Regions from separate parts of the Mus musculus genome. Here region 1 is linked to region 2. Evidence: chromatin contacts called from ENCODE Hi-C or POLR2A ChIA-PET data. All regions are on one chromosome and are shown on one strand. Each heading gives the region's core, a stretch centred on a gene start or an enhancer-like site at or near the end of the contact. The rest is flanking DNA. Distances are from core to core; before and after follow the strand shown. Region 1 has its middle 4.6 kb from the start of Gm19276. Region 2 overlaps Rai14 (retinoic acid induced 14).

Region 1 (5,040 bases), core at 2,140-4,639, 200 kb before region 2:
AGAGTCTGCAGTGACGTTTCTGCATATGAAGACTGACAACATGGAATACTTTAAAGGTTTGTATATCTATATTTTGGCATGAGTGTGCATGTGTGTTCACCTATGAAAAGCAGAGGCCAAAGTCCCAAACCCTCCTCTATTACTCTCTAAGTCATATTTTGAGGGGTTTCTCTGTGAACTTGGGGCTCATCATTTCATCTTGGTTGGCTAGCTTATGAACCCCTGAGATCCTCTGTTTCCACTCTGGGGTTGTAAGAGCATGCTACCCTACTCTGCTTTTTCCATGGGTGCTGGAAATCTGAACTCGAATCCTCGTGCTTGCTGAGTAAACATTTTACTCTCAGAGCCATCTCAACCCTATTCCCACTTGAAAGATGTTTTTATAAGTCATGCTTTTCCTTCACCTTTGATTTTAAAATAAAAGTTATTGGAGAGAATCCCTAGGAATGCGTTGTATCTGGTGAGATCCTTCATGAAAGAGAAACCCGCTCCCAGAGGGTTTGCCTTCCATAGAGGGGAAGTACACCCTGGGTGTACTCCTACAGTAGTGTTTACTACTTAAAAGCTGTAGGGAGCTTCAGAGTTCCCAGGAAGCCTTTAGCTGCTGCCTCTGCTAGCATCTACACAAGTCCTTCTAGGCAGGTTTACTACTGTCATTGGACAATCCTGAAACCAAGCCCTGTGTCTCCAATATAATCTCACTTCCTTGTGAGACACAACCCAGTATGCAATCAGTATGTGTGAATGAAAACTTTGACATTAAATGAAAAAAAATCAACTGGTATTTTAATGTTTCTCGTGACTTTGTATATTCATGGTACTGCATCCAACTGCACAGAGCTTAGCTTCTGTCTTAGTTAAGGTTCCCATTGCTGTGAAGAGAAACCAGGACTACGACAACTCTTATAAATGCAAACATTTCATTGGAGCTAGCTTGCAGTTTCAGAGGTTTAGTTCATCTCACATTGGCAAGAAGAAAGTTAATTCATATTATTTTATTATTTCTGTCATGACTGAGGAAGAGATTTGAGTCAGATGTGGCTGCACATGCCTGTAATTACAGCACCCAGGAGGCTGAAGCAGGATCATGAATTTGAAGCCAGCCTGGACTATATAACAAAACCCTGTCTTAAGAAACAAAAAAAAAAGGATAAGTATTTTAGAAATGACGGCTACTCCACTTGCTTCATCATATTGTATTGACTAGACACAAACTGGAGTCACACGAGAAGAAGGAACTGCAGTTGAAGATTTACCTCCATCAGACTGGCCTGTTGGCATGTCTGTTTTCTTGAATAGTGATTTCTGTTTCTTAATTAACTACTGATGTGGGAAGATCCAGCCCAGTGTGGACAGTGCCACTTCTAGGAAGGTGACCCTGGGTGATAAGAAAGCAAGCTGAGTAAATGACCCAGAACAAGACAGCTGACAGCTTTCCTCCATTGTCCCTGCCTCTGCTCTTGCTTGAGTTCCTGCCCTGATTTCCCTCAATAGTAGACTGTGGTCTGGATATGTGAGCCAAATAAAACCTTTCTTCCCCAAACTGCCTTTAGTGGTGGTATTTATCATAACAACAAAGAAGCAAATTAGGACATATACCTATTTTTTTTGTAATGAACATAGTACAGAAATGCCTTTTAGACATATAAAAATAGCCTGGTTATACCCAAGGCTACACCTGATAATCAAAACCCACTGATGTCATTTGGTCAAGATAACCAAACACCAGCCTAGAACCCCGTGATGCCCATTGGACAGTGTATAAACAGAGACCACGAGTAAGGCTCTGCTCTGCATAATCTGGAGAGACACCACCTCGATCCACACTGCAGCTGGAGAGTCTCCTTCAGGATCCTGACCTTCACTCAGAGACTCCTATTAAGCTGGGCCTGACCTTCAGCTCAGATATGTCACAGCCTTGGGGAGCTAGGCTTAGGTTTGTAGTTAGGGATCTAGAGTGTGAACCTTGTGTGATGACCTTCAGCATAATACAATTATAACGTTTCCTATATTAACTACAAGTATCTAACTTCTTCCTCATCTTTCTTTTTAAATCCTATCTTGAGCTGCCTTCCTCTGAAAGATCCTGTCCCCTAGGCTTCCTTGCCTAGTGGCTTTGTGCTGATTGAGCCAATGAGGGACCTAGCAGAGTTTGCAGAGTAATAGAGAGGGGGTATAGGTCACATTTTCCGCTAGTCTTTCCTGTTCAGAGGTTTTTATTCTGACTGCAGCTATGCTTGTCCACATCTGAGAGGAGCTCCTTAGTGAGCAGAGCCTGAGACAAAGACAAAGTCCAGTGATGCATTTGGAAGGTGATTCCAAGGCAGGAGGAGTCAGGGTGGTCAGCTAGGAGAGAGACAGAAGTGCAAAGAGTAATTGAGGGGCCAGAGAAGCATCTCAGAGGTTAAATGCACTTGCGGCTCCTCAGAGGACTTGAGTTCAGTTTCCAGCATCCATGGGACTCACAGTTGTCTGTTACTCCTGCATCAGGGGATCTGCTGCCTCTTCAGGCATCTTCACTCATGTGCGCATGCACACACACACACACACACACACACACACACACACACACACATCATTTAAAATAATAAAAATTAACTTTAAAAAAACAAAAGAGTATAACTGAATTGCCATAGTTGTTCACACCTAAGACCTGGGACTTGGGAGGCTGATGCAAGAGACTTGCCCTAAATTCAAGCCAGGCTGCACTTGCATATCAAAAGTCTATCTCAGCGAAACAAAGAAGCTGTCATGGAGATCCCAGCAGAGAACAACTAGCATTTGCCTATGGGGAGAATCTCTGAGGAATTACAGAATGTCTCTTGGAATTTCCTCCTGAAAGATGGAAGACAGCATTTTTTCCACCCACTCTGACACCCAACCCACCGCTGCCTGGCTGCCTTGGGGGCACCGACTCTCCCAGCATTCCTGGCTGCGCCTCTAAGCACCACAGAGCAGGTGCAGCCTCGGAGAAGGCTGTAGAAATAAATCAGAAAGACACTTGTCTCCCTTTAGGTGGAAAGCTGTCAGGGTGAGACTGCAGCTGTGGGTGGAATGGCTGAGGGCATGAGGGCATGATGGGGACCCAGAAGCATTCCTTGCGTACGGTGAGCCACGGTTGCTACTGGGCCTGTCTCTCTCCTGTAGTCTCTGGGTTCCCTTCACATTTTACCCCTTAAGCTCCGATGTTCCCCTCTCTGCCTGCTCTGCCCTTAGTGTCTGTGGGAACCCTTGACTGTGACCACAGAGAGAGTCCTTGACCTCTACAAAGAAGTCCTTCGTTAAAGCTTCTACGAACAAACCAGCTAGATGGGATTCTGTTTCCCGTGCTGTGACCTTGACAGATACTGACAGAGGATTCTGGCTGCAAACTAAGCTTGCTGGGCTGGGTAGCTGCCTCAGTAATGACGGCAGAGGATGAGGGAGTCGCTGAACCTCAGCTGAGGCAGGCAGGGCCTGAAGAGGAGTGAACATTTAAATGTAGTTACTCACAGAACCCTGCTAGACAGCAAGCCATAGTAAGCATCCCTAACACAAGATCTCCCTCAGATACATGTCCTAACACGAGCCTCCAAATATCTCACGCCAACCCTCATCCTCATCTACTCTGACGGAGCATTTTCACTGGCATTAGTAAGAAGGACTGTGGGGATGGAACACTGCCACATTCATCCTGGGTCATTTTTTCCTCCTATCTCAGTAGCCAGACTCTTCTGCGTTTATAAACAGGCATCACAGGTTTGCTGAATCGATCTTCATGTCTACTGATGCTCTGTTTCTGGGATTTATCCATCACTACCTTATAAATTACAGAAGCAGCAACCAAAAGGCAACTTTATAGCAATATCTTTTCTTTTTCCATTCATTTAATTCTAAAATGATGGGTATGTCTGTCTGTGTGGATATGTGTACAGGCATGCAGGTGCCCATAGAGACTAGAGGAGAGTATTGGATATGTCAGAATTTGGAGCTGTTGTGAGCTGCCTGGTGTGGGAACTGAACTGTTTTGTTTTGTTTTGTTTTGTTTTGTTTTGTTTTGTTTTGTTTTGTTTTTAACTGCCAAAACATTGTCTTCAGGCTACCTTTGTCTTTTATAGAATTCTCCTAGCCCATGGAAGAAGCAGTGGGGAGGTCTGATCCTTGTAATCTAAGGGTAAAAAATTCATAAACCCTTGAAATCTGTCTCCAGGTGGTCACAGCACCATGGTCTCTTGCAAGGGACACCTGAACTGAACTGTAATTCCACCTGGAGACTCTACAGGTCACAGCTGGTGTTGCTCCTGCTGGGGAGATCAGCACCAGAATAACATGGATTCAGGAGGGACCTGTGCTTCCCACAGGCTAGGGGAGATCACAGAAGGGCAATGATCTGTGAAAATCCCTCTGCGAGAAGTCACCCTCCAACAGTGCTATTTACAAGAGCACCCAGAACCAATGGGCAGCAGCCAAGTAGACCTCAGCCTACCTGCTCCCTTTCTCTCCAAGCTGCTCTTGGGCCAGTCCCTGGGGGTGTCAAGACCGGGAACAGAAGTGGCAGAAGAATAGAATGCCCAAGGGAGAAATTTCTCTTACACACACACACACACACACACACACACCACACCACACCACACACACACACACACACACACACACACACGAGTCACTTAATATTCAAATTAATACAGGCCTCAGCTGGGTGTGATGGATTGCCTAGTAGTGCCATGAAAGACATTTTGGTGGCATGGCCCTCAGAAGCCGTGCATATGCCATTATTTGAAGAAAATGGCATTTGCAAAATTAGTAAAGTTAAGCATGGTGAATTATCTGGGTGGCCCTAAATCCAACCATGATCATATCTGTAAGAGACACACAGGGAAGAAATAGGAAGAAGAGAAGCTGTGTACAGACAAAAATACAGATTAAAGTAGACATAGCCATAAGCTAAGGCTGGTGGAACAAGGGAAGCTGGAGAAGGCAGAGAAAGAGTCTCCCCTATGGCCATTTAAAGGAGAAAAGCCCTGCTGGCATCCTGACTTCAGAATTCTCGCAGACTTCTAG
Region 2 (5,131 bases), core at 2,603-5,102:
AAAAGAACCCGCACTCCTGTTTCTCTCAACCCGTCAACTCTCTGAGGGGCTGGACCTTAATCCCATGCTCCTGCTAGCAACTCTGCTCAGCTAGCCCCGACAGCGTCCAGCTCGCTTGTCCCTGGAGCCACTACTTCCCTCTCTGCCATTGGCTTTATCCCAATTATTCTAACCTTATGATATCATAACTACCTGTGACTGGTTACAGCCATGCTGGTTCATGTCCGCCTCCATTTTACCTTTTCTCTTCTCTCTTGACATGCTGTCTCTCCAACTCTTACTCCGCCTCCCTTCTCCCTATCTAGTCACAGGCCTTCTGCTGACCTAATGTAATTGGACAGGGAAAATCTTGCAACAGGGAACCACGTAAGTGAAAGGCATGAGAAAACACAGGAGATCTCATTCAAACCACCACATAATACAAACACAGTCTGGGTGGGAGGCAGTTTTGATCGTCCTAGATGGTTTCAGGTGGTCAGTCCAATTAGCAAAACACCAAATAGGACACTCCACAGGGACAGCCACATCTCCTAAATTAGGTTTCCTTATTAATGTCAATCCTGACAAGTTACAGGTGGGGGTGAGGAAGCCAGTGGGGGACATGGGAATTTTTTTCTTAGTTCTTGTACACACAAACACACAGACACCATACTTGGTAGTACATAGTCCTTGTATTCATGTTAAATTAATTTTGTCTCCTTGTAGGTAAATCAGTTAAAGTTATACACCAGGGAAATGTATGTTAAAGCACCATGCCATTTTGTTTGAAAAATTATGCTGTAAACGAAGACATAATCAATAGGGGAGAGATATAACTAGAATGGATTTGGAAGTCAGAACGCACTGATTAAAATACTGTTTTAGAGCTGTTTGCGAAGTTGGGTTTCATAAGCAGTCATCATACCAGTCATCTAACACCTAGAGTGACAGCGACAGGGGGATTCCTACAAGTTTGTGGCGAGCTTAGGGTACATAACCAGACCCTGTCTCGAAACACAATCAAATTGGCTAAGTGTAGCAAACGAAGAACTTTAAAGATGGCTGTGCGTAATTGTTGCCCGGCTCTCTGGCTGGCCTCCCTCTCCTGGCTGGCTAGCAGTGCCTCCCAAGGCTGAAGCTACCCTACCCATAGTGCAGGGGTCAGAGAGTTCCTGGGAAAGTCGGTCACTCTGGTAGAGAGCAGGGAGGGTGGGGATGGAGCTGTTGAGCACACAGTCAGTGACCTTCAATCACTCACAGGAAAGAGGGCATCTGGAGCAAGAGGTTCTCACGCTGAGCAACAACGGAGCAGTTCAGGGGTCAAGGCTAATGTGTTCACAAGTGAGTGCCTGTCCTTCACACATAGGCATCCTTACAAAGTGCCACCGACCCTCAAAACTCATCCCAGTGAGTTAGACACAGACTGAGGTAGTGTTTCCAGATTCTCTCCTGCATGCCACCCCTTGTGTTGTAACCTCCACGGAGTTCCCAAAGGGCTGCACTTATCTTGTTTCAGTATCAAACCGCCAGGGTTAGAGCCAACTAAGGGACTGTTGGTTGACATACGAGACAAAGCACTTTGCCCTTTGTCTTATGTTTACCACAGTCCATTTATCACTCCCCTTTCAGCTTTCCTCAGCATCTCTCTTCTGATGGTTCCCTCATCCTGGGACAAACATCACAGGAAGAACTCAGAAAAAAACCCGGAAACTCTAGCCTTAGTACACATCACCTGTTGTGCGTTCTAGGTACTCGAGTCTAGGGATGTGTTATGCTCTAACCAAGGATTCCACCCCCTACCCACTCCCAGCCCCCAGGGCCTCACACATACCAAGCAAGTGCCATGCCCATGAGCTACACCCCTGCCCAGTAGGGTTTCTTAGCTTTAGAATAAATAATCTTTCAATTCTGTCTCCACGCTCCTGGCCCAGACCCCAGGACAACCCAGCCCCAGAAATACTACTTCTGGCTACAATTAATAGCAACCCTGGACACTTAAAAGCCAACACCCATCGTTATGGTAATTACTTTCCTTCTTTCGGTGACAAAACACCTATTGGGAACAAGGGATAGAAGTGTCCGTGTCAGTTTGTCCTGGTGGGACTCATGCTGCAGGATGAACTCTGGCTCCATTGATGGCAGTGAGAACAGCAGAGACCCCCTTACCTCATCGCAGACTGAGGAAAGTGTATACCCTCTTATTAACTTCTACCAGGCAGGCCCTACCTTTCCTTAAAGGCTCCATGATCTTCACCTAGTGATCTGGCACTTTCAATTTGAGCTTTAGGCAAGACACACGCAATCAAACTGCAACACTGTTTTTATATGCTTCTCCCCTTTTTTTATGCCAGTCAGGAGGCAACAGAAGTTTCCATTTCTCAGTCTGCTCCATGGATTTCTGGTAGAAACATGACCCGTGGTGGCATTATACAGGTCTCTAAAGTTGAGGACATCAGGGCTGGGCAGATGACTCAGTAGACAGAGCGCTTTGCCATGCAGGAATGAAGACCTAGCATTGAATCCCCAGATCCTATATAAAAACTTGGCACAGTGACACACATCTCTATAATCTTAGCACTCCCATAGAGAGATAGGGAGAAGAGACTGGAAGTTGGAGGGCCAGCTAGCCTACTGTATGCAGCAGTGAACAACAAAGAGACCATTAGACAAGGTGGACAGCAAGGACCAACACCTGAGGTGGCCCTTGGAGCACCCCCCCAACATGGCACTTGTATATTGGCAACACACACACACACACACACACACACACACACACACACACACACGATTAAATTGTTTTTAAAATCGAGGAAAGCCAGTCAGTAGTGGCAGTTCATGCTGTAGAGATTTTTCTTTCGGACCAATGGAGTTACAACTCCTCTGGCAGAGAGTAACTTGGTTTTCCAGGGTCTTTTATAACTGAAGCTGTTAAGCGAGACTGTCCTCTGGATGGGACCTTTTATCTCTCGTGGAAGGACTATCCATACGCCCAGCCCCATTTGAGCTCAGCGACCTAAGATTAAGATGTTGAAATAAGCCCGTGCCATAAAACATTTAGGTTGTGATCGAGTTGCGGTTTTAAAACTGAACAGGGTTGTGGGCCCAGATGTGTAGCATAAGGTTAATGAATTTGAGTGACTCATGGGTGCCCCTAAACCTGTGGGTCTGTCTCCTTCTAGTTTTTCAGACTTCATGACCTCTTTTCGGTTCGTTCATGTAGTGGCCCAGGCCAGACCCTTAAATGATGAGAAAAGGTAGGGTTGAAACTGAAACAATGTGTAGTTCATGTTCTTTATGCCATGCCATTGACCCTAAAAACCAAATGTATATCAAAATCACCCTCGAGCCTGCTGGCCAAGACCCTTAGTACTTGCTTTTCTGCCTTGTCCTTTGCTGCTGCTGCTGGTGGCCCTAAGACTTTGCTAGAAACCACCGTGCACCTGGGCTAGGAAGCAAAATAACATTCAGTCCAAGGACACCGTTTCTTTCTCAAGAACACGTGTTCCAACCAGACGATAACTTATAGTTATGCCAGTTCATTCCTGGACCTAGACTTGAGAAAGGCAAAAACAAAACCAAAGGGGAAATTTTATAATACCTTGAAGAAAAAAAAAAAAAAGCAAAAACTAGACAACACTTCTGTGTGCTGTGGAAGCTGAAGAAAGCAAGCTGGAGCGCCCATCCTGTCAGTGTAGGGTCTGACGGGAGAGATGGACAGAAGCAGAGGCCCTTCAGAGGATTGTCAGGTGCAGTGAGGAAAGTGAAGAGGGCGGGCACCGCTCTGACTAAACCAGGGAGAGGCAGCACAGAGCAGATTGCTGAACTTGCCTGGCATACTGGCTCTCCCAGTGTGGCAAAGCAAGACTCTGAGGTGGGTGGTGTTCAGTGGGTCCAAGAAACAGCGAGCCAGTGGGCTGGAGCCCAGTGCCTAGGGAGAGTGACAGAAGCTGCGCCTGAGGAGAGAGAGCCAGGTCGTCCCACACACAGCTTTCTGCTCCATGGCCAAGACTTTGGGTGAAATCATAATAAAAAGACTTAACTCCTGGGTTTCCCTACGATGACTTAATTTTTCTCTCTCCACAGTGGCATCTTCTAAGACGCATACAAGGAAAATGGAAGCAAGTTTAGGTGGTCAGGGATGTGAGGTTCCTGCTGCAAAAATGAAACGCTTGGCTCTAAGCAACTGTGCAAAGCTGTTTTCCATCAGGAGCTGGGCCTGGGCCTGGCCACAGGGCCGAGGGAGAAGGCTTATCCCAGCATTAGGGCAGAGAGCGGGTGTAGAGGCAAGCCTGCAACCCCAGCACGCAGAAGGCTAAACAAGAGGGTTGCTGTGAATTCGAGGCCAACCTATGTTGCATACCTGGGCCCTGCCTCAAAGAAAAAGCCATTAGGGCAGTGAACTCACATCCTGGTCTTCTGTGTATTCCCTGGCTTCTTTGAACCCCGGTGTCTTTGTCTAATGAAGAGGTTTGACTTGCCCTTTCTGCAACTGGGAATACTTGGACTCTGGGTTGTATGGAACCAGTGTTCGGAGGATCTGGGGAATGTGGTTTCCTGTGTTTGAGTGTTGGCTGTCTGCTTAATTTGTAATTTAATCTGTTGGTGCCAGAGTCAGGGGAGATGTTAAAGTCTCATAGTGGTTCAACTATGTGAGTACCGAGAGCCCACACTGTAAGAGACAAGAGTTGAGTTTGAGGAAGATTTTCTGTAAATGAGAAAGCCTGAGAAGTTGGTCTTCTGGAAGTAGCTCCGAGAACATTTTTACTTCTGATAGACATTGCACCTGGTAATCAAGAATCAAAAGATGTATGCTTACTCTTTCCGTGTATCTTGCCAAACTGAAACTCATGGGCTTTGAATCGCAGCACAAGTCTCCTTCTGATGAAGAAATATCCCATCGTGGTCCCGAGACCTTTGTTTCAGGGAAGTTCCTCATCTCGCTGACTGGTTTTGCCAGAAGGGAAACCTCTTTTGCTGGCTCCTTGCTTCAGGGCTGGGATTGTGTTCCCATCTATCCAAGAGTCCCGACACCCCTAAGGTGCCCCAGGGAGCTGACTATGTTTGCTTTTGGCGAAATTCTTCCAGATTTTGGTTTAACGTTTGTTTCTTAAAGAACAGCCCAACCAACAAATTAGAATCCATACTCTGGTGT

The links. Hi-C counts contacts between places; a loop is a spot of excess contacts on that map. ChIA-PET counts read pairs that join two places held with the same protein, here RNA polymerase II (POLR2A).
Region 1: a map of T-helper 17 cell shows a loop between it and region 2 (1.8-fold over the local background). The contact joins two enhancer-like sites. A Hi-C loop is called at or near these places in 1 of 37 maps with a recorded cell type or tissue (T-helper 17 cell). POLR2A ChIA-PET finds 5 or more read pairs at or near these places in 1 of 5 experiments (embryonic stem cell).

Annotation. Positions count from the first base shown.
Region 1 is chr15:10,821,937-10,826,976 of GRCm38, reverse strand. No RefSeq gene overlaps it. Among named protein-coding and RNA genes, the nearest start is that of Gm19276, 4.6 kb to the left of the region's middle. Within about 2 kb of position 3,389, at least 1 of the 3 ENCODE cell types and tissues checked has a DNase peak (open chromatin) inside an H3K27ac peak, as active enhancers do.
Region 2 is chr15:10,620,102-10,625,232 of GRCm38, reverse strand. The region is part of intron 3 of Rai14 (retinoic acid induced 14); the gene reads left to right. Among named protein-coding and RNA genes, the nearest start is that of Gm10389, 22 kb to the right of the region's middle. Within about 2 kb of position 3,852, at least 1 of the 3 ENCODE cell types and tissues checked has a DNase peak (open chromatin) inside an H3K27ac peak, as active enhancers do.